Regions from separate parts of the Homo sapiens genome. Here all the other regions are linked to region 1. Evidence: chromatin loops called from intact Hi-C (ENCODE). Cell type or tissue: heart left ventricle. All regions are shown on one strand.

Evidence for each region. Peaks named below come from ENCODE experiments on the same cell type or tissue, not always from the same donor. Only the 100,000 strongest peaks of a DNase experiment are listed, where the experiment ranks them.
Region 2: a loop joins it to region 1, with 2.9 times the contacts of the local background. A loop is called at or near these places in 18 of 110 quality-filtered maps.
Region 3: it touches region 1 in a loop (2.5-fold over the local background); 5 of 110 quality-filtered maps call a loop at or near these places.
Region 4: it touches region 1 in a loop (2.1-fold over the local background); 7 of 110 quality-filtered maps call a loop at or near these places.
Region 5: it touches region 1 in a loop (2.9-fold over the local background); 18 of 110 quality-filtered maps call a loop at or near these places.
Region 6: it touches region 1 in a loop (2.4-fold over the local background); 14 of 110 quality-filtered maps call a loop at or near these places.

Annotation. Positions count from the first base shown.
Region 1 is chr10:30,781,898-30,785,897 of GRCh38, forward strand. No RefSeq gene overlaps it. Among named protein-coding and RNA genes, the nearest start is that of LINC02644, 61 kb to the left of the region's middle. RefSeq lists an enhancer at 1,249-1,749 and a silencer at 3,236-3,545. In heart left ventricle, CTCF peaks have their summits at 2,140 (motif pointing right), 2,343 and 3,548; DNase peaks (open chromatin) are centred at 2,144, 3,084 and 3,534; H3K4me3 peaks cover 1,987 bases; H3K27ac peaks cover 4,000 bases.
Region 2 is chr10:31,081,599-31,085,598 of GRCh38, forward strand. The region is part of intron 1 of LOC105376481 (a long non-coding RNA gene); the gene reads left to right. Among named protein-coding and RNA genes, the nearest start is that of ZNF438, 52 kb to the left of the region's middle. In heart left ventricle, a CTCF peak has its summit at 2,296 (motif pointing right); no DNase peak of the experiment used is centred here.
Region 3 is chr10:31,156,198-31,160,197 of GRCh38, forward strand. No RefSeq gene overlaps it. Among named protein-coding and RNA genes, the nearest start is that of LINC02664, 30 kb to the right of the region's middle. In heart left ventricle, no CTCF peak of the experiment used is centred here; a DNase peak (open chromatin) is centred at 1,564; H3K27ac peaks cover 2,068 bases.
Region 4 is chr10:31,707,286-31,711,285 of GRCh38, forward strand. It overlaps MACORIS (macrophage enriched lincRNA repressor of IFN-gamma signaling), which reads right to left and starts at 162. Exons shown (of 2, transcript NR_184023.1): 1 at 21-162. RefSeq lists an enhancer at 411-600. In heart left ventricle, a CTCF peak has its summit at 1,856; DNase peaks (open chromatin) are centred at 86, 646 and 1,468; H3K4me3 peaks cover 1,317 bases; H3K27ac peaks cover 2,947 bases.
Region 5 is chr10:31,075,419-31,079,418 of GRCh38, forward strand. The region is part of intron 1 of LOC105376481 (a long non-coding RNA gene); the gene reads left to right. Among named protein-coding and RNA genes, the nearest start is that of ZNF438, 46 kb to the left of the region's middle. In heart left ventricle, no CTCF peak of the experiment used is centred here; no DNase peak of the experiment used is centred here; H3K27ac peaks cover 604 bases.
Region 6 is chr10:30,855,954-30,859,953 of GRCh38, forward strand. The region is part of intron 5 of ZNF438 (zinc finger protein 438); the gene reads right to left. Among named protein-coding and RNA genes, the nearest start is that of LINC02644, 130 kb to the left of the region's middle. In heart left ventricle, no CTCF peak of the experiment used is centred here; a DNase peak (open chromatin) is centred at 2,128; H3K27ac peaks cover 1,996 bases.

The sequences.
Region 1 (4,000 bases):
GTGGCCCTGTCCCAGGCCAGAGGCGTGGAGCCCTCCCGTGCCTATCACGTGGGAGCGCCTGGGAACCCAGGCAAGCATCTGTTGCAGACTGCACAAACGTCTAAACATCCGTGCAAACTTGGACCAACAGGTCCTGCTGAAATGTGCTAACCATCTGCTTTTCCTTAGCTGTTTTTGAGCAAATTATGTTTATTATGTTAATTTATTTTACTGTCAACAACACAGAATGACACAGTTGCTGCTAAATATCATTATATATCTCAGCCTGGCATATCACCAGCAGGGCTTTTTTTATTTTGTATTAATTTTTTTGTATATACAACAAGAATAAATACATATTGAAATGTCGATCTATTTAAAATGGTGTCCGGGATGGTAAAGTCATCTGTACAGAAGGCCCTGGTTGCTCACCCTTCCAGCAAAGGCTTTTGCTAGGAGAGGCAGCACAGCGGCCATCTGGGTGGGGGCCTAGGCCTGCAGCCCGCCCAGGTCCCTCCAGACAGTTCCATGTTTGGCCAGGAACATGGGGCTTCTCAGAAGTTTGTGGGGTTAGGAAAGAGAGAGAGCGAGAGAGACAGAGACAGAGAGAGAGAGAGAGAGGCTCCCAGGCGCCTGTTTTCTTCCCCAAACGTCCTCCTCCCTTAAAAAATCCTCCCATTTTCCAGATGGCCAAGCCAGGGGGACCCAGAGGAGCCAGGCAGAGAGAGGGTGTGCCCTAGTGACTCACTGGGAACCACCCTGAAACCCAAACAGCTGGCCAGGGGTTGCAGCTTATAATAATTACGTTTTTGATCATTTCCCCCCTGCAGAGACCAATAAACTCCACATTTCCAGAGAAAGAGAGAGGAGAAAAAATAAGGGCTGCTGAGCAGGAGGGAGGGAAGCCTGACAAGGAGAAGATCGTTCTGGAAATGTACCAAATCATTGCGCGGGGCATGAAGGTACTGCTCTCCACAACTTCCTTAATGCTCAGCTAGTGGCCAAGCTAAGGAAGCTCAAAGTAGCACCATGCAGACTCAAATAGTTCATCAATTAGGTAATAAGCAACAGAAGGTAAGTGCAGTTTCCTGGGAGGAAACCAGGGCCTCAGACAGACACCAGAGCCCCTGCAGAAATGAACAGAGTTTCTTTCATTCCGCTCACAGGCCCGACTGAGATTTCATCTGCACACCCCAATTGGGGGGCAGCAGGAGAGGCCAGGGTGGGCTGCCCTGTGTCGTGGAGGGGAGGTTTGCCTGCGGACCCCTCAGAAGCTGAGAAAAATCCCCAGGTGGCGTTTTCACAGCACCAATGACCTGCATGGTCAAAAGATGTGGTAGCCAGGTGGCTGCTGGCTGTCCCTGCAAATATTTGGTTTCAGAGAATGAGTCGGATTACACAGTTTCATATTTGGAGGCTGAGAGAGCTGCGGCCGTAAGCCTCCATCCTGGCTTGTCTGCAGCAGCCAGTAGACAGCCCATAAAAACACGGGGCTTATGTTCACACAGATGGCTGTTGGTTTTATCGACTTGGGGAGAGGAGCAGAAGATGGTCACGGTGCAGCTGCCTGAGACTCTGTCAAATGGGTCTCAACTGCTGGGGACACAGTGACCATCGAGGGCCACCTGGGTCCTAGAGGCCCCATGAGGTCTGGACATTCTCAGAAGGCTCCCTCCACACCCCTGAAATGTGTACAGGACTCTGTCACTACCCACCTCCCAGAGCCACCACCCTACCTCCTCCCAGTCCCACCAAATGAATGACTAGGGCCCGGGCTTGAAGGATGGCCACAGCGCTGGTTCCTGTCCCTCTGGGTCTCAGGCTGGGCCTCCTTCCTTTCTCTAGGAGCCCACTCAATCCTTGGGAAACAATAATACACTGTTTCACCCTAAAATCGGTGCCTAAATTTTATCTCTTCAAGGGTATCTTCTGTTTAATTGGGAGCTAAGCCTTGAATCAAAGAAACGGATCCGTCATTGCAGAATGTCTTACTTAGTAGATGGCATGAAGGGAGAGCGTCTGGTGCCCTGTGTGTTAACCTCATTGCAGGGAGGAGAAGAAAGTGGGCAGAGACCATCCCAGCCCCACTAAATCCACGCTACCGCCCGGGAGGATCCCAGAAAAGGCAGGGGAAGGGGCTTGGAGAGGGAGGCTGGCCACACGGTGGTGCTATTGCCCACGGCGGTCTAGTTGGCCTCCGAACTGGGGGTGGAGGGTGGGAAGTGGTTAGAACCATCCCCAGCAAAGAGAGAAGAGAGTGCTGACTTCAACTCAGTGGCAACCAGGGGGCATAGATGAAAAAAACAAATTGCAAATTCTTCCACCTCGGCCTCAATCTCTGTGATAAAACCCTGCGGTTCTCTGATGATTTCTGGGGTGATGGGGTGGGGCTGGGTTAAGAAGAGACTTATACTGTGATTCCTGGGTTGGGGGACGGCGCTACGACTCTAAGGTTTTAAGCAGTGATCCCAGCAGGTTAACTGGGGCAGTAAGTGCTGTCTTTCTCGGGGAGGGAGGGAGTTCAGCTCCAAAGGCGGCCTGGTTCGCAGGCTCCTTTCCCTAAGATCCTTTAGAAATCGTTCCCATCCCAGAAAGGAAGCTGGGGCGCAGCTGTGAGCGCCCCCCTCTCCCCCCGCCTGCCCCCACCCCCTCTGAGCTCCCCGCTTTGCTCTGAAAAAAACCAAAAGCATCTCTCGATGCTGGGGTTTCTTCACATAAAGTGATTACCACGTGTCAGAAATAAACTGCAGTCCCCTTTGGAGAACAGTGAGGTTGGATCAAAAAGGAGAACTATTTCAAAACATGCTGCCAGCTCGTCTTTTCAAAAATTTTTCTTTTTTTTTTTTTTTTTTGGATGTGGGGAGGAGGATTTCAAAAACAAAAAAAAGTAAGTCAGTATCTTCTCACAACTGCAGCTGATTTCCTGTGTAAACGAAAACCATGTGATATTCCATAAATGCTTCCAGCTCTAAATTACAGGAAATGAAAACCATCATGGAAAAGGAAAGCTTTCAGAATAAATCCCCACTTCGGATCCCGCCGCGGCGAAGCTGCGCTGGGCCGCCCGCACACACCTGCGGGTCCCCGAGCTCGCCCGGGCGCCCCCGCCACCGTCCCCAGAGCGCGCAGGGAGCGGGGCGCGCGATCACACCCTCCGCGCTGCGCCCGACCACTCGGGCTTTCAATTAGGAGCCAAGCTGAGAAAAGTAGGCTTTTCTTTATGCACGCCTCGCCGAGGTCAGGTTACGACCTCTCAACCGTCTTCAATCGGCGGTGGCATCCATATTCATGAAGGCTAATTAACTCTGAAAGGCTCGGCGGGGCTGGCCCTCCCCGGGCCGCCCAGCGCCGCCCCCCGCGGTGCAGGGGTGGGTGAGTGGGGGCCCCGAGCCCAGTACCCTCTCCTCCCTCCCCCGACAACCCGCCAGGCATCTTCCCAGGGCCGCCCGGCCTCCGCAGCTGCTCCTGGGCCGGACTCCCGAGCACGCACTTGTGCGCGGGGACACGGGGTCCCAGGGCGCGGGGACCAGTCAGGCGAGGAGAATTAGCTGCGTCATTTGTCGCCATCCTAGCAACTCGAGCTTACTTCTCCCGATAGCTCCCTCCTGGCCGCTGCTCCCAGGGGCCGAATGTGGGAAAGGGATGCTAATTCCAAGTGAGAGTTCATGCTTGGGGTTTCAGGCAGCCTTGCAGATGGGCGGCCCTGGGACCTAGGTTATAGCCCCAAGCCAATGGACTGTGGGGGCGCGCGGGGAAGTCACTCCACCTCTCTGGGCTCTTTGCGTTTGCTCTGAGATGACAAGAGGCTGTTAGGCTGGAGAAACTCCTTTCCACTTAGTGAAACGTCCCAAGAGGTCTCTCCTGCGGCCTTATTTCCCCAGCTCTGCATGAGAATTTTTAGGTTTCCCAGTTCTGCAGGAGCCAGCAGGTTCTGAGGTTCCCAAGGGGTGGCAACTTGTAGGGTAACCTTTTCTACTTCTTCCTGTATCCATCAAGGTCCTTACATTTTAGATTTTACAAA
Region 2 (4,000 bases), 300 kb after region 1:
GGTATGATGTGTGTAGATATATAGTGGGTCTATATTTATATATATTTCATGATTTAAATAATGAGACTCAAATGTATTTTTTCTCATCTGTTAAATTACAAATGTCTAAAATAAAAAACGTTATAAAGGTCTAGAATCAAATAATATTTCATTGTATGGTAATATAGATTAACTATCATAAAGAATAAAATTTTATAAATTTTTCCTAGTACCCACACGCCCACATATGCACACAGAGTAGGCCTGTTTTCCCATGTTATGTTTGCCACCCTTTCCTGGACAATTAATGCAGGACATATTTTAAAATGTCACTATCCAAAGACATTAAGGAATCCCTTACAGACTTCTGTCTTCCAGATCACTAATATCTTAAGAAAGCAAATGTAACAAGGTTATTTTTTAAATATTAAAAAAAATTTTAAAAATTTTAAAAATTAAAAATAAAAATATTTAAAAAAAATTAAAAATAATATTAAAAATATTAAAAATAAAAATAAGAAATTAATAATAAAAAAAATTAAAAAATAAAAAATATTTTAAAAAGAAAATAAAAAATTTTAAATAAAAAATAATAAAATAAAATATTTTTTAAATATTAAAAATAAAAAAAAATTAAAAAAATAATAATAATACATTCAAAAGCAGAGATAGTTACCTGTGCTGTCTTAAATCATTTTGGGAAAAGTGAGCCTGCTTTTGAATATAGCTCATCATGAGTTTTATATTTAAATTAACCTCCTTATTTTTTATCTTCAAACTCACCAACTGATGGATCCCAGCTTGCAGTAGTTAATCCTACGGATTTAGGAGAATTCAGGCCATCATTCCAAGACCTGGACTCCTTTGCATAGTTTCTGCTCTTATTGAGGGCTGAGCCCCTGTGGTGCATGAGCTGAAGGAACAATTAAAGATGAAGAGAAAAAGGAAAAAGAAGTTTCTTCAACTGAGTTGCCTAAATCAAAAAGCTGGTGCATGCCAAAAAATTTGCAAATCAAATCACTACACACTAGTCTAGAATGTTAGCAAAAGTGTTGACATAGGGCTTAAATTGCTGTAAGCTATATAGAGAAAGTGTCTGTCTGTTTATCTATTTGTTTACAAAATCAAAGTGGAAGGCTTTGGGGATTAAAGGCAATGTCTGGAATCATACAAGAGTACAGCATTGTCTGTAGATGTGGTGGGATTTAAGTTACTTTCTTTCTTTTTTTTTTTTTTAGACTAATTTTGCTCTGTCGCCCAGGCTGGAGTGCAGTGGCATGATCTCGGCTCGCTGCAAACTCCGCCTCCCGGGTTCAAGCTATTCTCCTGCCTCAGCCTCCTGAGTAGCTGGTATTACAGGCACATGCCACCATGCCTGGCTAATTTTTGTATTTTTAGTAGAGACGGAGTTTCACCATGTTGGTCAGGCTTGTCTCGAACTCCTGACCTCGTGATCCACCCGCCTCAGCTTCCCAAGTGCTGGGATTACAGGCGTGAGCCACCGCGCCCAGCCCAGGGTTTAACTTTCTTAACATCGTCCTCTGTTCTCCCATGCTGGTGGTGATACCAGAAATGGAAACAACAGGTTTGAAAGGCAATTTGGCATTCTCAAGTAAAAGTCATAACACTTTTCATGCCCTTTGACTGAGAGATTAGTCTTCTGAAAACTTACCCTGAAAGAGTGAGAAAAAAAAAACAACACAAGTGCCCAACGATTTCCATTGATTTTTATTTTCAAAAGCAAAGTCTTGGCCATATACTAGAGAATCTAACAATAAGGAAATGGTTTAAAAACTGAAGTACACTGTGCAAAATATGGCACGGTCATGAAAAATGTGAGCTGTGGATCAGGCATAGTGGCTCACACCTGTAATCCCAACACTTTGGGAGGCTGAGGCAGGATGATCACTTGAGGCCAGGAATTTGAGACCAGCCTGGGCTACATCATAAGACCCCCACCTCTACAAAAAAAAAAAAAAAAAAATTAGCCAGGCGTTGAGGCATGCACCTGTAGTCCCAGCAACTTTGGGGGCTGAGGCAGGAGGATGGCTTGAGCACAGGAGTTTGAGGCTGCAGCGAGCTATGATCGTGCCACTGTACTCCAGCCTGGGCAAAAGAGCAAGACCCCTGTCCTCCCTTTCCCCAGCCCCTCAAAACGTAGGGCTTGTAGTAACACGAAAACAAAGCTCAAGCTATAGGCTGGTTATTCAGCTGTGGTCTCCATCTTGGAACCCACGTTGCTCTGGGGTGCCCAACCTGGAACTTTGCCTATCAAATTTCTACTTTGCCTGCTGGCTCCGTGTTTGATTCCACCAACAGAGGGCACTAGAGGAAGATTGAAGGCAGGAATGCAGAAAAGGGACATGCCCCTTTCTGTCTGCTTCCTGTCTTGGCAGAGATACCCACGTGGCCCTTCCCTCTGGACAAGCAGCTGGTCTCACCAGCACTGGCTCCAGCCTCCAACTTTGTAGCCACATCTAGAACCAGCCTCACCGCCCCTCCTCTTGGAAGTGTCAACTTGAGCCCTGGTGGCATCCCCTCCCCAGAAGCGCAGGCCCCAGTTCTGCAACACCCCTCCCCTGCACACTTCTGGGTTCCGATTACCCCAACTTCTTTCCTTTCTTCCTCCAGCCCCAGGGGTGAGAGTTGCTTCCTAGGGTTACTATGCCTGTTTTATTTCAGGGTTCCTTTTCCATAAAATCAAATTCTCTCTGCTGAATAATTAGTGTTAAAATAAATAAATATTAGTTTCTATTTTTCTATAAATAATTAGTTTATATTTTCTTGACTGATTAAACAAAATCAAGGAATAAAAATGTATGTATAGTGAACACAACCACATGAAGCTATGTAAACAGTTCTCTGGGAAAAAGCATTGGAAGGAAATTTACCAAAATCTGAATCATGGTTGCGTTCAACCTGGTGTTAGGCTTATGAGTGAATTTTCTTCTCCCTTCACCCCTATTTTGTGAATTTTTGGGGGAAATATGGTTACATTACTTTCATAGTAAAAATATAAAATTATACATTTTTTAATGAGAAGATTTGATTCCAAGTATGAATAAAAGCGTATTTAGCCTGAAGAGAGTCTGGCCTGTAAAAATCAGACAAACTATAATCTGGGTAATGAAAAGTGACTGCAAATGTGATCACAATTCCACTGGGGATAACTTTTGAAAAAGAGGAGCAGTAAAGACCAGAGTGAAGCAAGTGATGTCATAGCTCTCCAAGAACCAAAAAGGGTATGGTTCAAAACTAACAAAATGAGACGGTTGATGGGATCTTCCAGCAAATTCTACAAGCCTATTCCATAGATAACCCATGGACACTGGAAGAAAGCCTGGATTCACAGAGACCAGTTTATGCTAAATTCACCTTATTCCCTTTTATTGCTGGGTTATTATGAATTGATCATGTACTTGCTTATTTATTTATTCATTCATACAATAAACATTATTACATAACTACTCTATTCCAGGAACCGCCTTGGTGATAGAAATAGAAAGGTGAACTTCTAGTAGGAGAGACAGGTAGATGACATTTAGATGCTATCAACATGTGTCCTGGAAAACAAATCATTCTAATTTAAACTTTTTATTTTACCCAGTAATATGCAAAATGGACATCTAAACCTCATCCCTGTGCCTCACCCATCACTACCCCCACTCCAGTCCTGGTGGTGAGTGGATTACGGGCACCAGAGAGAGTTTCAGATGAGGCAGGGATTGACATGGGTGGGAGTGAGGGGTGGTTCAGGGGTGCAGTGGGGTGGGGTTAGGCACCATCTGGCAGCCAAAACACATAAAACCAAGTGGCATATGTTTTTTCACACTTGCTCATCTCAGCAGGGGCCATCAATCACTCTAAATAAGATGTCTGCTCATTCTCTTGATTTCATATGAATCTCAACTGGTCCACAATCAGATTCTCTGAATTTTTCTTTAATGTTGCAGTGGTCAAATGCATTTACTTTCTAGTAATAAAGAGATTCAGCTGTTTAGTCATGGAACCCATTCTATTT
Region 3 (4,000 bases), 370 kb after region 1:
TACAGTAAAACTATGGTATTATAGGCCAGGTGTAGTGGCTCACGCCTGTAATCTCAGCACTTTGGGAAACCAAGACAGGTGGATTGCTTGAGGCCAGGAGTTCAAAACCAGCCTGACCAACATGACGAAACCCCATCTCTACTAAAAATACAAAAAATTAGCCAGGTGTGGTGGTGGGCACCTGTAATCCCAGCTACTAGGGAGGCTGAGGCAGGAGAATCGTTTGAACCCGGGAGGTGAGGGTTGCAGTGAGCCGGGATCACGCCACTGTACTCCAGCCTGGGCAACAAGACTGAAACTCTTGTCTCAAAAAAAAAATGGTATTATAATTTTATGGGATCAATATCCTTCATGTGTCTGTTATTAACTGCAATGTTGTTATACAGTGCATGACTCTTCTTGGTCTGGACCACCTGGGACCTGGTTGAAGAGACTAGATACCAGCTAGTTCAGCCTTTATCTTGACAAAATCAAAAGAGTTGCCAGAAAGTCCTAGAATCGCCAGTTGTATTTTAAATATTGTGCATATAAATATAATGAGCAGTATTTGGTTTTACTACCATCATTTATTTCAGCATAATTAAAGCCATTTCTTCTTTAAAAATTGACTGTCGTATTTATATTTATAATCTGAGTTCAAGATTCTAAATTTTACTAATTCTTTTACTATTTCATCTTTTAAAAAATTATCTAACATATGGAAAGAAAAGGGAAAGATTACTCATTTAACTGGAATCATGTTTGAAACACTCTGAATATATTTCCTAACATTTCCTGATTGATTGCCTGGGAAATAAATATGCCCAAATGGTAGCATTATATTTATAATTCTAAGTCAGGAATATTTCCCTTATTGCTCTGCCTCTGAAATAGAGTCCCAAGAAAGTGCATAAAATATCAAAATAGTGTTTTCAATATCTGCCAAACCTGAACGTTTGCATCTCAGAAAGCAAATGTGCAACTAGTGAGTAAACTGCCTCTTTGTCAAACATAAATGTGGCAAATTCTAAGGCAACTCCTTTTCGACTAAATTGTCTCAGCATGCAGAGCAGCAGGGAGAATGTTTGCTATAGGACACAGGCAAAAAAACAATCTTTATGTTATTTTTTCCAGGAGGGTATTACATTACGTTTCAGAGAGAAATGATGAGCTATTCATGATGAAATGGCACATTTTCTTGCAGAATCACCTACTCTATTTAAATGTGTTCGATTCTTTAGAAGGTGTCCCTAATGTCCCACTGAGTCACAGTCTCCTCCCTGCCTCCTCTCCAAGTTCTTCCTTCCTAGCAGAGGAGATGTTAATGAATTCTGAAACATGACTCCTTGCTCTGGATGTCCACGTAGCCTGACCTCTCTAGATCCACTCTGACAGCACATACATGCTTTTCAAGAGGCACAATTTTGTCTTGTCTGGAGAGCAATGTAATTAGAAAGCAATTTGGCCCACACACGCAGCTTCCATGGTCACTTGGCACAGCCTCAGCCTCCTTCTGGCGGGGCTGGTTTTGTTCTGCTTTGGCTGGCCTCCTAGATGTCTAGCGGCTCAGTGATCCTCGTCCTCGCTTGCTCGGAGCCCAGGCTTGGCCAGACTTAGAGAGTGTCAGGTGCTGTCTGCTGGGAAGCCGTGGGGGCTGCACTGGAGCCCCACGTCGGCCCCATGTCCCACATGGCCTCCGGACATGTGCGGTGACGCCTCTGCACAAAAGAGACTCAGAGACCTGACATGAGCGGCCCAACCACTCTGTCTGGCTGGCTTCCTTGACTTTATTTGCTGAGCATCCAGAGGACAAAGAGAATCCGGTGGCACATCCAGCCCCCCAGATCTCCCTTATTACATTGCTCACAAATTTTTCCTCATCCCCCAGGCTCCAAATTGGCAGTGATCTTTAATTCTGCTCCCTCCATTTGTCTCTGCGTCCAACAAGTTACCATATCCTACACATTTGGCCTTCTCATTTCTGCCCTCGATACTGTAATTCAGGCCTCTTATCCAACCATTGTAACAGCCTCCCAGCTGTTATTTCCACACGGAACTCCACTTCCTCCAATTCTATTATAGCATTTCCCGGTAGTCAGATTAGTTTTCCAAATATATAGCATTGGCAATGTTATAATATCATCCTCCTGCTCACAAATCTTCAGTGGTTTCTCATGGTCTATAGTTTCTTTATTTGTGCGTTCTGGCCCACTGCCTGTTTTTATAAATAAAGTTTTATTGGAACATAGCCACATCCATTTGTTTACGTATGGCTTATGGCTGCATTTGTGCTATGATAGCTGAGTTGAGTCATTGTGACAGAGACCACATGGCTTTCAAAGCCTAAAATACTATTTGGCCTTTTACAGAAAACATTTGCTGGCCTCTGCTCTAAACTGTGCTCCAGTTTTCCTTTCTGGTTTTCTTTCTTTCCTTTTTTTTTTTTTTTTTTTTTCGAGATAGAGTCTCGCTCTGTCGCCAGGCTGGAGTGCAGTGGCGCGATCTCAGCTCACTGCAACCTCCACCTCCCGGGTTCAAGCGATTCTCCAGCTACTTATTTCCCGAGTAGCTGGGAAATAAGTACACCCAAACGGTAGTATTGGGACTACAGGCACGTGCCACCATGCCCAACTAATTTTTTGTATTTTTAGTAGAGATGGGGTTGCAACACGTTAGCCAGGATGGTCTCGATCTCCTGACCTCGTGATCCACCCGCCTCGGCCCCCCAAAGTGGTTTTATTTCTTTATAGCCTGGGCTTTCATGCTGTCGTGCCTTGGCTTTCATTAATACACTCTCTGCTTAGGGAAATGCAACCCTCCAGGCCCATTTCAGGGGGACCCTCTGCATGGAGACTTTCCTAACTTCTGTTTCAATGTGACCTCCCCTCACTTTTTACTTCGCTATGGCATGTTGAGTGTTCTGGCTTTTACTACAAATATTAATCAGTATCCTATTGCTTCTCCTCTCACCCCAGTCTCTAAGCTCCTTAAAGGCAGAAGTTATGTCTTATCCATCTTTAAATCTCCCCAGGGTCACCTGAATATAGTTACTTAATAGATATTTGGAGATTTTCTTGACTCGGAAACTAGGAGTCTTTTCTTCCAGTGGCTTCCAGAATAGATAATCAACATTCCCCTACTGGGGAGAAACAAGGTGGGAGAATGAATACAACCTATGCTCCCCTAGGAAGGTTTTAAGAATTTTATTTTGTGTTTCTTGTTTTGTTTTGTTCTTGTGCATAAGAGATTAAGGAAATACACAGCTACTTTATAAGAGACTCCTTAAGAAAGAGATGGAGGCAGGACCAAGGAATGCACAAAGGATGGGGTATTTTGCCATAAAAAGTAACTGCAATACACTGAATGTGTCCCCCAAAATTCATGGTTTTAAAAAATTAAATAACTGCTTTTATTGAGATATAATTTGATGTTTTGATATGCATATGTATTGGGAAATGATTACTATAGTCAGGCTAATTAACATATCCATTACCTCACATAATTACCTTATTTTTGTAATGAGAACACTTAAGATTCACTGTCTTAGCAAATTTCGAGTATACAATGCAGCATTATTAGCTATAGTCACCATGATGTACATTAGATTTCTAGAAGCTACTTCATCTCAAATAAATGAAAGTTTATACCTTTTGACTAACGTCTCCATTTCTCCCAGCTCTCAGCCCCTAGAAGCTGTAGAGATCCATGTTTTCGCAAATGACAGGATTTAGAATTTCCTTCTTTTTTAAAGCTGAATAATATTCCAGTGTGTGTGTGTGTGTGTGTGTATCACACACACATGCATCTATGTATTATCTATCTATCCATCTATTCTATCTATCTATCTATCTATCTATCTATCTATCTATCTATCTCTCTATCTAGCAATTTCTTTATCCATTTACCTGTTGACAGACACAGATTGTTTCCACATCTTGGTTAGTGTGAATAATGCTGCAATGAACATGGGAGTGTAGCTATCTCTTCAATATACTGATTTTATTTTCTATAACTTTGTAAT
Region 4 (4,000 bases), 930 kb after region 1:
AAAGTTAGGTCAAGACTCACCTGAGGAGGCCCCTGGCCCACCATCGAGGTCATGCCTGTCACTCCCCAGGCTGCCCCTCCCGGGGAACAGGGTCATGCGGGGTTAGGGGGCAGCTCACTCCCAGTGGGTAACTGGATTTCCCTGGGGAGGGGAACAAAGAGTGAGAGCATAGGCCGTTCTCACTTCAGACCAGGGAGATTGCGCACTCTCCCTCCTTCCCTCTTGGAGGGAACATCTGCAATTCAGGGACTTCTGCAAAAATTTCACACTCAGGGCTAAGAGCAATTCTATTTCTTGGAGGATTCTAACTTGGCTTAGAGGAGGTTTTTACCCTCCTCCAGTTAAATGGACCAAGTATGTGGGAAATTACCTCACAGAGTCATGCCACCAACACCAAATGAGAGCCATCTGTACAGATGAAACAGTTAGGAGCTTTTGTGTCACTGCGGGCCGAAATGTGTAGCCCATTCATTGTGAGAGGAGGCACTTTATTCCTGAGTTTCTTTTTTTTTTCTAACACAGAAGACGCCTCAGTCAGCGCGTAGGAAACAGGAAGGAACCCGTTGTTTTAAATAGCAGACAGCAGAGAATTGACTCATTATGGTCTGCTTGCTCCGAGAGTGTCAGCCAGAAGGCAGCCAGCCCAGCCCCCACAGCCCCAAGACAAGGGTCAGGGGGCATGGCTGGGATTTTCTCACAGGGAGTCTGAGAGAATCCAGTTCAAACCCTTTTCAGAGGGAACTGGTGAAGCCCTAGGTTTCTATCTTACTAGAGACTTCACCACACAGGGCTGTCTTAAAAAAATATAAGAATAAGAAAAGACAAAAACAAAAGCCCCCGTAAAAACCTACAAGAATACCTGGAAGTCAGACATCCTGTGTTTCCCTTTCCTACCCCGAATGACTCGGAGTAGGACAAACACAGTTGCAAGCCTGCTTTCTTATCTTGGCAATTGCTTCTTTTCACTCTTCTGGGGTTTACAACAGTTGGCCCAGGGGTGTGAGGGAACAGAAGGGAGCAGCATCTGCTGGGACAGAGGGCCCTACACAAAGGTAATTTCATGCAGGGAAAATGCACCCCCCCACCCAATCCCAGGCTGCTGGGCCCAGGAGCCCAAGGGTTAATCTGTCTCAAATCCATCACTGTGACAGCCAAGCACACAAATTAGTCCTGCCCAAGCTGTCCCGACCTCTGAATTTAATTTTTTAAAAGTGCTTTGTATTGTTTCTGATGTTCAGATTGGAGTCCAGGTGTCGTGATGGAACCCGGGGGAGATGAGAGGGTAAGACCCTCGTGTACTGCATCTCACATCACCCTCCAATGTCCTGTGTCTTCTTTGTCAAGGCAGACTAAGGGTGACCTAATTTCCAACACGCAGGCCCAGAAACCTTGAAACTGACCAGCTCGAGCCTCCTTGTAAGCCTCTCCAGCTGTGAAAATCCCCTGGCTCGTAGTCCTATGTCGTCCACATGATGCTTTTCCTGCATTTTGCAGACAACTGCTGATCCCCAAGGGCGGGCCATGCATGGCTGTATCTCCCATCCAGAGAACATCTACAAAGCTCACGCAGCCATGGGGTCTCATAGTTTGACCTGAAACTGATGGTGACTCCTGTCACCAACAGGAGTGGTCAAAACATCCTTTCTGGAGTATTAAGTGTTTGTAGAACCCTGGACATTTATGGTGGCAGAGTGTGTAGCAGCCTCAAGGAGAAATCTTCCCCCTCCATTGCCCCTTTCTAGAATCACACCAAATAATTGGGGTTCTCAGCAGAGTCTGGAGGCAATCCCAGAGACTGAGGAAAGGGAGAGCCTTCCACTTTTCCATTTCTCCCAAGCCATTTTGTATGCCTACAGGTGTCAGTATAAACCAAAGAATGTGCCTTGTCTCAGATGAAAAGTTAGAGTAACCATATAATTTATTGTCTAAACCTGGACACCGATGAGAGTGAAAAGGAGAGCTATTAATAACGATGCCAGAACGACAGGTGTAGATGGTGACTGTCCCAGGCAAACTGGGACATATGGTCATGCTATGACTGTGAGCTCTAAATTGGTGCAGGCTCCTGTGCTGGCTGTCTATTAGGTTTATGTATAATATAATACCCAAGTGACCCTAGGTCCACAGGGTAGAGGGGTTGAGGAGGGTAAGGAAGGTCAGCAACCATGCCTGTCTGAAGGCCATGTGGAGGTAGGGAATGGGGAGAAAGGGGATCAATTTAATCCAGAAAAAGCTGACTCTGCTACAGACTTGAGGAAATCCAGGTCCTTTTTCTTGTCTGAACTGCTACTTGCTCTCAGCAAAGAAATTGAGTTCTGCCAACTCCCACTCCAGCTGCAAAATGCAGCAGAGTCCTGGGCCTTGAGGTTGGAATTCCAGGCCCACTATCCCCACTAGCTTCTGTGAGTCCATCAGAAGATAGGACCTCAGATCTGCAACATTTACTTATCCTTGGCTTTCTGTCAAAAAGTCCAAGCAGATGGTATTCTCCTTCATCCCTTCTTACAGACAGTGACAGATCCACTGCTCAAAATCCTTTTCCCACCCTAAGCAAGGCTATAGCAGAAACCATCTTCTTCTAGGCCTTACATGTTTAACCTAGCCAGCCAGAGGTTTATAAAAGACAACTTCCTCTATTTCCAGAGGTGAAAAAAAGCTAAAGTAGTCTATTTAAAATTTTCTCTCCTCAGACCCCAAAGAATAAAAAAACTTTTTAACTATTGGATGGAAATTCTTTTTTGTTCACTTAAAACAGATGATCCCCTTCTAGAGTAGAAACAGTTAATTGGTCTACAAAATAGTATTCTATAACATGTCTTATCCTTATCCCCAGTCTGTAAGCAAAAATTATATTGAAATCAAATTGAAATGATCCAAAGCGGCTACAAAGATAAAATTATTCTTCCAGAAACATGGTACTGTGGATAGAGAATTCAAGAAAACTCCTTTAGATGTCATATATACCACAACATATCACTTGAAAAAGAAAAAAAATCCTTTATGTAACCATAAAAAATAAGATACTCATATTTTGCATTCTTATATAAATTCAATTGAATAATAGATTAGAACTTAAAATCAGTTTTTGTCAGAGTCAGTTCTCTCATTATCACGCTTTCCTTTTCCCTGAATAAAACTATTATTAGTGGACTCATAATTTACTAGACTTTTGCCAAAAGACAAAGACTTTTACTTTGTTCATGTTTTTGCTTTAAGAAAAATATTCAATAAATATTTGATAAGTGTGTAAATAAAAAGTCATACTAAGCATCAAATTATAGCAATAAATATAAATGGCTTATATTTCTCCAAAGCCTCAGATTGAACTGAAAAAGCAAACTTCAATTTTCTGCTTACAAGAGTTATATCTAAAACAAGCCAAGTGTGGTAGCTCACACCTGTAATCCCAGCACTTTGGGAGGCTGAGGTGGGCAGATCTTTTGAGGTCAGGAGTTCAAGATCAGCCTGGCCAACATGGTGAAATCCCATCTCTACTAAAAATACAAAATAGCTGAGCATGGTGGCATGTGTCTGTAATCCCAGCTATTTGGGAGACTGAGGCAGGAGAATCAGAATCCCTTGAACCTGGTGGGTGGAGGTTGCAGTGAGCCAAGATCATGCCACTGCTCTCCAGCCTGGGCAACAGAGTGAGACTCCGTCTAAAAAAAAAAAACAAAATAAAACAAAACAAAAAGAGTTATATCTAACACAAAATGGCCCAAACATACTAAATATAAAAGGATTGCAGTAGCCAAAAATAAGAAGAAACATGAGCAAAGAGAAAAGAAAATCGGCAATATTAATATAGCAGAAGTAGAATTTAAAGCAAATCAGTAAATCAAAAAATCAAAACAACAGTTTTACATTCACAAAGGTCAAATTAACTGGATTTACATGTAATTATTTATTTTTGCATGTTTTTGTTTGTTTGTTTAGGGGTGTGCCAAAAAGCCATTTGGGGATTTATGTATTCAATCTATTGTTTTGTGAGCAAAATAAT
Region 5 (4,000 bases), 290 kb after region 1:
AAGAATCTTCAGTGAAGTCTCTTACTTCTCACTGATGCCTCCTGGAATAGATTTTCTCTTGGAGAGGAAGAGAAATGCTCTGAGACTCGCCAAGACTGGCGCAGGGTGAGAACACAGGATGCTGTCAGTAAGGACAGCCACACCTTGTTACTCACATTTCAGGAGGGGTGTCCATAAAGAAAAAAACCAACGTCTTGGCTCTTACGTGTCATAATTGACTTCTTGACCAAGAATTGTAAGCATCTAAGTGTAGGAAGAACATGCATAGCTGCTCAGGAATGTGGAGGGGAAGGGAATAATTTGCTTTGGATAGGGTTGGTCCCTTCTCAATGTGTTGTGGTGGAGTTTTTTTTTAGTTCACTTGTTCTTTCACCTTGGTCTGGAATGGTCTTTGGAGTTTAAGCCTCTAGAGCAGCTGTTCTTAAGGGAGGTGTCTCAACAAACTGGTGTGTTGGAATGTGTAGTGAGGAATGCAGTAATTTCTTACTAATAATAAAGATCCAAAATTGTGCAAATGAATGCACCACAATTTTTTAAATGAATAATGTGAAAACCATAGATACTTAAAAACAGAGCCCCACAAAAGGCCTCTATTTTTTTCATTACTGTGACACCAGTGACAGTTGATGTTTACATACATGATCCAGTGGGTGTTCCCAGCTTGATAGCTAGAAGTGTGAGTGAGGAAAAGGGGCTTGCTTCCTGATTCACTAGAAGCCAATACAACAACGCCAAGTTTTTGAAAAAAGAAGACTTTTTTATTGTAATTGCTTTTTTATTGCAATTGCTTTTTATTGCAAGTCAATTCACAAGGAGACAGGAGACCATCTCGAATCTGTCTCCCTGTCCTGGCTTTCAGGCAGTAATTTTATTAGAAAATGTTTAGGGGATGGATTTCAGGATTAGAAGGTGACTGGTGGAAGGAAAGAGGAGATTTGGAAAGTTCTTGGGCATGCACAATTATCTCTCTTCATGCCTCCTCATGGGTCCCATGCGCAAATCCAGGGGGAGTTGGTATGAAACACATGGTGGAAATTCAGGCTATGACATCAGCAAGCTAATTCTACACAAACTCCAGTCAGCCATATTGGTCCCAACCAATTTTAGCCAGTTTTGTTATCTTACAAGTGGAGAGAGTTTCAGCATTTTAATAAGTTGTGCTTTTTAAAATCTGTCATCCTGCAAGCTCAAGAATTTCTGTTAATCATTGGTTTCTTTAACTCTCCGAGGTATAGTTTCATAACTCTACTCATTTTGTCTTATTCAAGAAGGAAAAGCAAGTGAATGAGAGAGATATTAGGTGCAGTATCATTCCTCAAGGCTAACTCTGGGCTCATGGAAAGAGTGCTGCGATTGATTGATAATGTCTGTCATGGATGTGGGAATGGGTGTGGTCGTGCGTCACCAGGTTTTTACCACACCTGCATTACGTATTTCTGAGTTTTCTGGTGTTGTGTCCCTTTGCTTTGCTTATGTTGTAGTCACCTATATCGTGTCTTAAATAGTTTTGATTCACTCATATCACCTTGCCTGGCCAAGTCTTGCAATGAATGGGGCTCAAGAGATATTAGAATTCAATTGACCTTACACTTAACTGAGTGTTCCTAACTTGTGAGATCCTTAATAGCTATTGAACAGTGTCATGAAAGTGACACCCATGGAAACCTATGTCCATAGAACACTGAATGTAGAGTAGGTACACACATGTTTTTCTCATTAATTTTACTAATAAAATATAATACATTTGGATCAAGAGTGAAACTGTATTTGATCAGAAATTTCAGGGAATACAGTGTTCTTGATTTTTTGTTTCAGAGCCAGTGCTTTTTGGAACCTATCGAGCATGCATGTCCACTTTCCTGACTTGTTAAACACAGTCCAAATAACAAAATGGAAACTGTGGGAGAAACTCAAGTCCTCACTTTAACAATCATTTGGATAGAGAAGACTGCATCTAAACAATACTAACCCAAGACAGCCACTAGAAGTTGCTCTAAAAAAGAGAGAGAGAGAACTCAGGTTCTCAGAGTATTTTGTTGATAGTGACCTCTTTATGAAAATAGGTTAAAAAAATCCAGTGATTGAAGGTTCTAGTAATAGGTAATTATCTAGGTAATAGGTAATTATCTGGTAATGATCTATCCAGGGATAGATAATTCTAGGTTTTTCTACCTAGTTGCCCAAATATGAATAAGAGGTTAGAACCCTGAAACTATTGAACATTTGATATAAATTATACTCTTCCTTAGCTTGCAAGTGCTAAGCCTGGATTCCTTGTATTTCTGAAGTGTTCCTTAACACTTTATTCTACTAGCATTTGAAAATAGTCAATGACCATGTTGAATAAGGCAGCACCACTTGTCCAGTAAATTCACCCCCAGCTTGAAGAATCCTATAAAGCAAGCAAATATGTAAAAATAATTATACTTACAGGATGTTTGAATGAAATCCTTCTTTAGAGAGGTAGCATCATGGATATGTGGAGAACATGGAATTTGGAGCTAGATTACCTAGGTTCAAATTCCAGCTCCAATATTTGTAAGTTGTGACCTTGGGCAAGTATTTAACCTGTGAGCTTCACTTTCCTCATCTGTAAAAAAGAACAGTATTCAGAAAATATTGCATATCCTGGCATGTGGACAGGGTGTCTGGAATGTCATTACAAGGAATGGCTGGAACACCACGTGAGCTGATGGGAAGTCATTAACATCATCTTTATGTTGCCCATTTCTAATCAACCAATTACAGCGAATTTCTCTCTGAATATTGGATTGACTGATGCATATGCAAAGGTCTACTTTGTGTTACTGTTCTTTAATTATATATAAGTGAGGTCTAATTTTCACTGTGTGCATGCCTAGAGAGGTCAATTCTTATGTACACATGCCCTTTCTAGCTATATGATCCATATTTATGTTCTCATTAATGACCAAATTCTCAAGTCTTAGTTTTTTTTCAAGTGGCTTAAAATTCAGTTCTTACAGGATAAAAGATGATGTGGGTCTGGGGTTCATTCCTGGAGGCAGAGTAAACCTGAAGCACCCTCTGGCATGGGAACTGGTACCGGGGAGAGGCTGGACCCCATTTTGGAGCAACCATGAAGCAATGTGATCAAGGGGCAGTCCAAAGTGGAGCTAAGGAAGGAAGCTAGAGCTCAGCTCAATGGAAACAGTATAAGTCCACAGGTCAGAGGGTCAGGAAACAGGTCTAGGGCCATGGCCTTGGACAATCAGGAACAGGTGAGGAAGGGAAATGACCAGCAAGATATGGACTGAGGCAAATATTTTGGCGTGCAGGCTGGGAGCACTGAGAACATGCTGGGGCTTTTCCAACAGGTGCCAACATTGTAGAGTGGGAATACCCCCTCTAGCTTGGAGGTTTCTGCAAACGATCTCGCTTAAGGTCTTCTAAGGTGCGGTATTTATACCATTTAATTATCTGAGTTAGTAAGGGGTTTCTATTTCTTCAGAAACTTCACGCAGACATCTTGAAGTTTGAGATTGAATTGAGCAGGCCTGAAACTTAAACCATAACACCTTCCCTTCTCTAGGCCTCCATACCTCAGTGGAGGATGCTTCTGGGGATAAAACGCCTTCAAAATGAGTTATCCTCATAAGTCACATGGGTGACATTGTTAAGCATCACATAATGCAGTGACCAAAGTTTGCTACAGATCCCAAGGGTTTGGCTGTACAAAGTGAAGTTGGACAGGTTGGCCTCATGCCAAACTGGGGTCTTCATCGTGTCCTTAACCCTTTCCCCTCCTGTGGTCAGTGTCGTCCTGCTTTCCAACCCGCCCACCATTGCAACAGCTATGCCCATTGAGCTTTAGTACATGCTAACTTCACAGTATGTACTAACTCCTTTACATATAATAGGTGATTCAATCCTTGCAACAATCCTAAGCGTAGTATTATTATTACCTCATTTTATGGATGAAGAAAATTAGGCTCATAAAGATTAAGTAACTTACACAAGGTCACTTAACTGCCTGGGAAGT
Region 6 (4,000 bases), 74 kb after region 1:
ACGCTCTGTGCCTGGCACACAGGAGGTGCTTAGACATATTTGTTTAATGAATGAAAGGAAAACGAAAGTTTCCCTAGTTGAATCAGTTTTAAAAAGCAGTATCTTTTGGGATATTTGTGATGAGTGTGTGTCTATGCATAAATGACTGTCTAGATGTACACACAGAGAATGGCTCATGTCTTTTATTTTCCTTGACTACTTAATGACAAGAATTGCTAACGATCAGGGAAGTAATCTAGTAAGTAATCCGACAGGCAGTGCATAACTATCCACCAAAGTTAAGCACTGAGAAGTATTAGAGCTCATTACCTCCCAAGGACAAGTGGAGTTGTACAAATTATTCCTCCAAACATTTGCTCTTTAAGATAAAATAAGGCAATTTGCAATAAAGGCCAGTTATGCTAGAATAACTCGTGTTTTTTTGTTTTGTTTTGTTTTGTTTTTTAGTAGTCTGAACAACAGGAGTCCTTACAGAAGCTGAAAATGCCATTAAGTTTTCAAAAACTCTAACATACTAAGATAGTATGTCTGCAGAGTCTTTCTTGGCAATATAGTTATACAACAGTGGTTTATTCCACTACACATTTACAAGGCCTTTCACAGATGGTGTGATCTAAAAACTCTCACCTGCACCCACTAAATTACAGATCTTACAGAACTGTGCACTAAATAATGAGAAGTAAAAATTTCCACTGACATTCATAATTTCTGGAAATCCTGCACAACTACCCGTAACACAGTTAAAGAGACTCACAGGACTCTCAGGTACTAAACATGGACTTTTATTAACTGAAGACATAAAAGTGTCGCTCAGTAAAATTAATTGTGTACAATTATTCAACAGGAATACTTAATATTAGGATCTTAAATATGGGCTGTTTTTAATATGTTAAGCATACTAAAATAACAATTTTGAAAAGTGACATTTACAGTTGGTGAGAAATTGATCTAGCTGGGATTAAAGGGAAACTAGGAAGTGTTGAGCCCTTATTATGGTCTAGAATTAATGCTAGGTCTTTTAATTAAATCTTCATCCAAACTCTGCGAATAAGTATTACTGTTCCCCTTACACAGATTAAGAAAAATGAGGTTTGAGGAAGTTAAATAATCTGCCAAAGTCCACATAACCCAGAGCTGTCCCACTCCAATTTGAAGCAATGACCTTTTTCTTCATTTTCCTTCAAAGGGCAGGGGGATTATATGTAAAGTTGTCTGAATTTATCACAAAATATAATACCATATCTAAATTTTAAATAGAAAAAATAAATTTTGAAATAGAAATGGCTTGTCATATTCTAAAATTTCTTTTTTTTTTTTTTTTGAGACACAGTCTTGCTGTCACCCAGGCTGGAATGCAGTGGTGAGATCTTGGCTCACTGCAACCTCTACCTCCCAGGTTCAAGTGATTCTCCTGCCTTAGCCTCCCGAGTAGCTGGGATCACAGGCATGTGCCACCATGCCCAGCTAATTTTTCTATTTTTAGTAGAGGCGGGGTTTCACCATGTTGGCCAGGCTGGTCTTGAACTCCTGACCTAAAGTGATCCACCCGCCTTGGCCTCCCAAAGTGTTGGGATTACAGGTATGAGCCACCCCATCTGGCCTAAAATTTCTATTACCATTAAATTATACTAACTTTCTGAAAGCCCACTTATTAGAGATAACTCACAGAAAATTAATAGTCATTTGAAAGCAAAAGCATATTTTTATATTTGAATTTGCCACTTACTATCCATAGGACTCTGAGAAATCCAGAAAGGCTGTTGGATATTTGGAGAATGTGCAACGTGTGTCCTCCTCCTCCTCCATTGCCATCAAAGGATTGGATCTGATGGATATCATTTACATGTTAAAGGCAGTGGAGGAAAGAATGAGGGCTCAATAGCACTAGGTGCCAATGTCTTACCCAGCTTTATTAAACTGTTTCACAATGCAGCTACCACAAATAGTATTAAGAGACAAGCACATGAGGCAATTCTCTAGATAGCTACAAACAGCTCACTTCCTGATGTCCATTGGCAGAACCAAAGCCTGCTCTGTTGCTTCTGAATAAAGTTGTTCAACCTCTTCTGGTCGCTGGTTTGGGCAAAGTTCCATTATTCCATCTGCTGGGGCCCACAGGCCTACTGCTAAGAGTGCAGAAGGGAGCAGGCAGAGAAAGAGAGGCGTGTCCCTGCTCTTGAAACAGGCCCCCTGGATCCAGGCTCACGAGGAAAGTTCTGCCAAGTCTTGGTCACTAAAGAGCCAAAAATTTTAGGTGTTGTTCTGGTTTTAATTTTATTAAACTGAAATACTCTATTTTCAATTTCATTCGTTGTTATCCCTGTTTTCCCTGCCACTTGGCTTTCAAATAATAAATTCCACTTGGGGTTCAAACTGTTTCCCAAGATGGTCTCTAGTTAAAATAAATATGGTAAAACCCTGGAGAGGTCTGGGATAAAAGCAATGTCTCATAACACAAGGGAGTGCAACTTAATTTTGTTGAAAAACCTATAAACACCTTTAGCCATTGCCTACCCTCTCCCCAAGCTACTGTCCAGGGTCTGCAGCAGCAGTCAGAGTCAACAGGAATTTATTGAGCACTGACTATGGAGCATGCACTGTAAAACGTGCCGGCAATAGGCACAAGTGTTCTTTTGTTTCTAAGGACTCAGGATGCCAAATGCATTTCTAGTCCACATATCTGCAGCATGGAGACCTCCTAGAGTCATCATGTCTCAGACCTAAGTTTCAGGAAATTTGAGACAATGCAAAGGAAACAAGCACATTCCTAACTGGAGATCTTGTATCCTGAATCTAGTTTAGTCCATTCTCCTTGACATACTTGTGTGTTCTGCTCAATTATTGCTCTTAGCTAACTCCCCTCTCCCTCCTTAACACCACCAGTGACATGCAGGGCAACTTCCACTCAGCACAGGCCTTTGAGATTTGTCTTGTCAAACAGTGCATCCATCACCTCACTTCGCAGGGAAGGAAATTCTCATTTTCTGAGGAGCTGAGCTTCTTTATCAATACTGTTTCTTTAATATTATCCCAATGATAAGCAGATTTTATGGGTTAGGTACTGTGCAAAATATATAACATGCATTATCTCACTTAATACCCAAAAAACCTGAATTAGGAACCACTGTTGTATCTGTTTGTTTTTGAGACAGGGTCTCACTCTGTCACTCAGGCTGGACTGCAGTGGTGTAATCACGGCTCACTGCAGCTTCAAACTCCCCAGGCTCAGCTGATCCTCCCACGTCAGCCTCCCAAGTAGCTGGGACTACAGGCGCACACCAACATGCTGGGCTAATTTTTGTATTTTTTTATATATTGTTTTGCCATATTTCCAGGCTGGTCTTGAACTCCTGGACTTAAGCAATCCACCTGCCTCAGCCTCCCAAAGTGCTGTGATTACAGGCGTGAGCCACTGTGCCCAGCCAAGTCTGTTTTACAAGGATTTCTAAGCTCATAAGTAACAGTGCTGGAACTCAAATCCTAGCCCATTTTATTCCAAAGGCTCTTTCTACCTCTGCATGCTGACTGTAAGCTACTATGTGTGGTTATGGCCAGCATCTGATCTTCAGTAGAAAGACTGTGTGTTTTGGGGTTTAGACAGATTTGGTTTCAACTCCTGGCTCTGTCATGTACCTGTGGCTTTGGCACTTCACTCTCTGTGCCTAAATGTTAGGATCTATGAAATGGGCATAATAATATCTGCCTACAAAGGTCCCTGTCAGGATTAAATGAGAAAAATACCCATGATGGTGCAAGTAGTTCCTGCTACATGTTAGATGCTCAGCAGATATACTAGTTTTCCACTTTCTCTTGCTAGAGACTATCAGGTTGTTGACATTTATTTTTGTTGGGAAAAAAAAGGCACAAATCTTGAATGATCAGCATATGGAAGTAGTTCTGAATCCTTAAAGTAGTGTTTCTATTTTGAAACGTAAATGAAGGAAAGAGAAAAGAAATGGCTATTACTTGTGCTGGCCTCAAAAGATAGCTTCCCAAAATG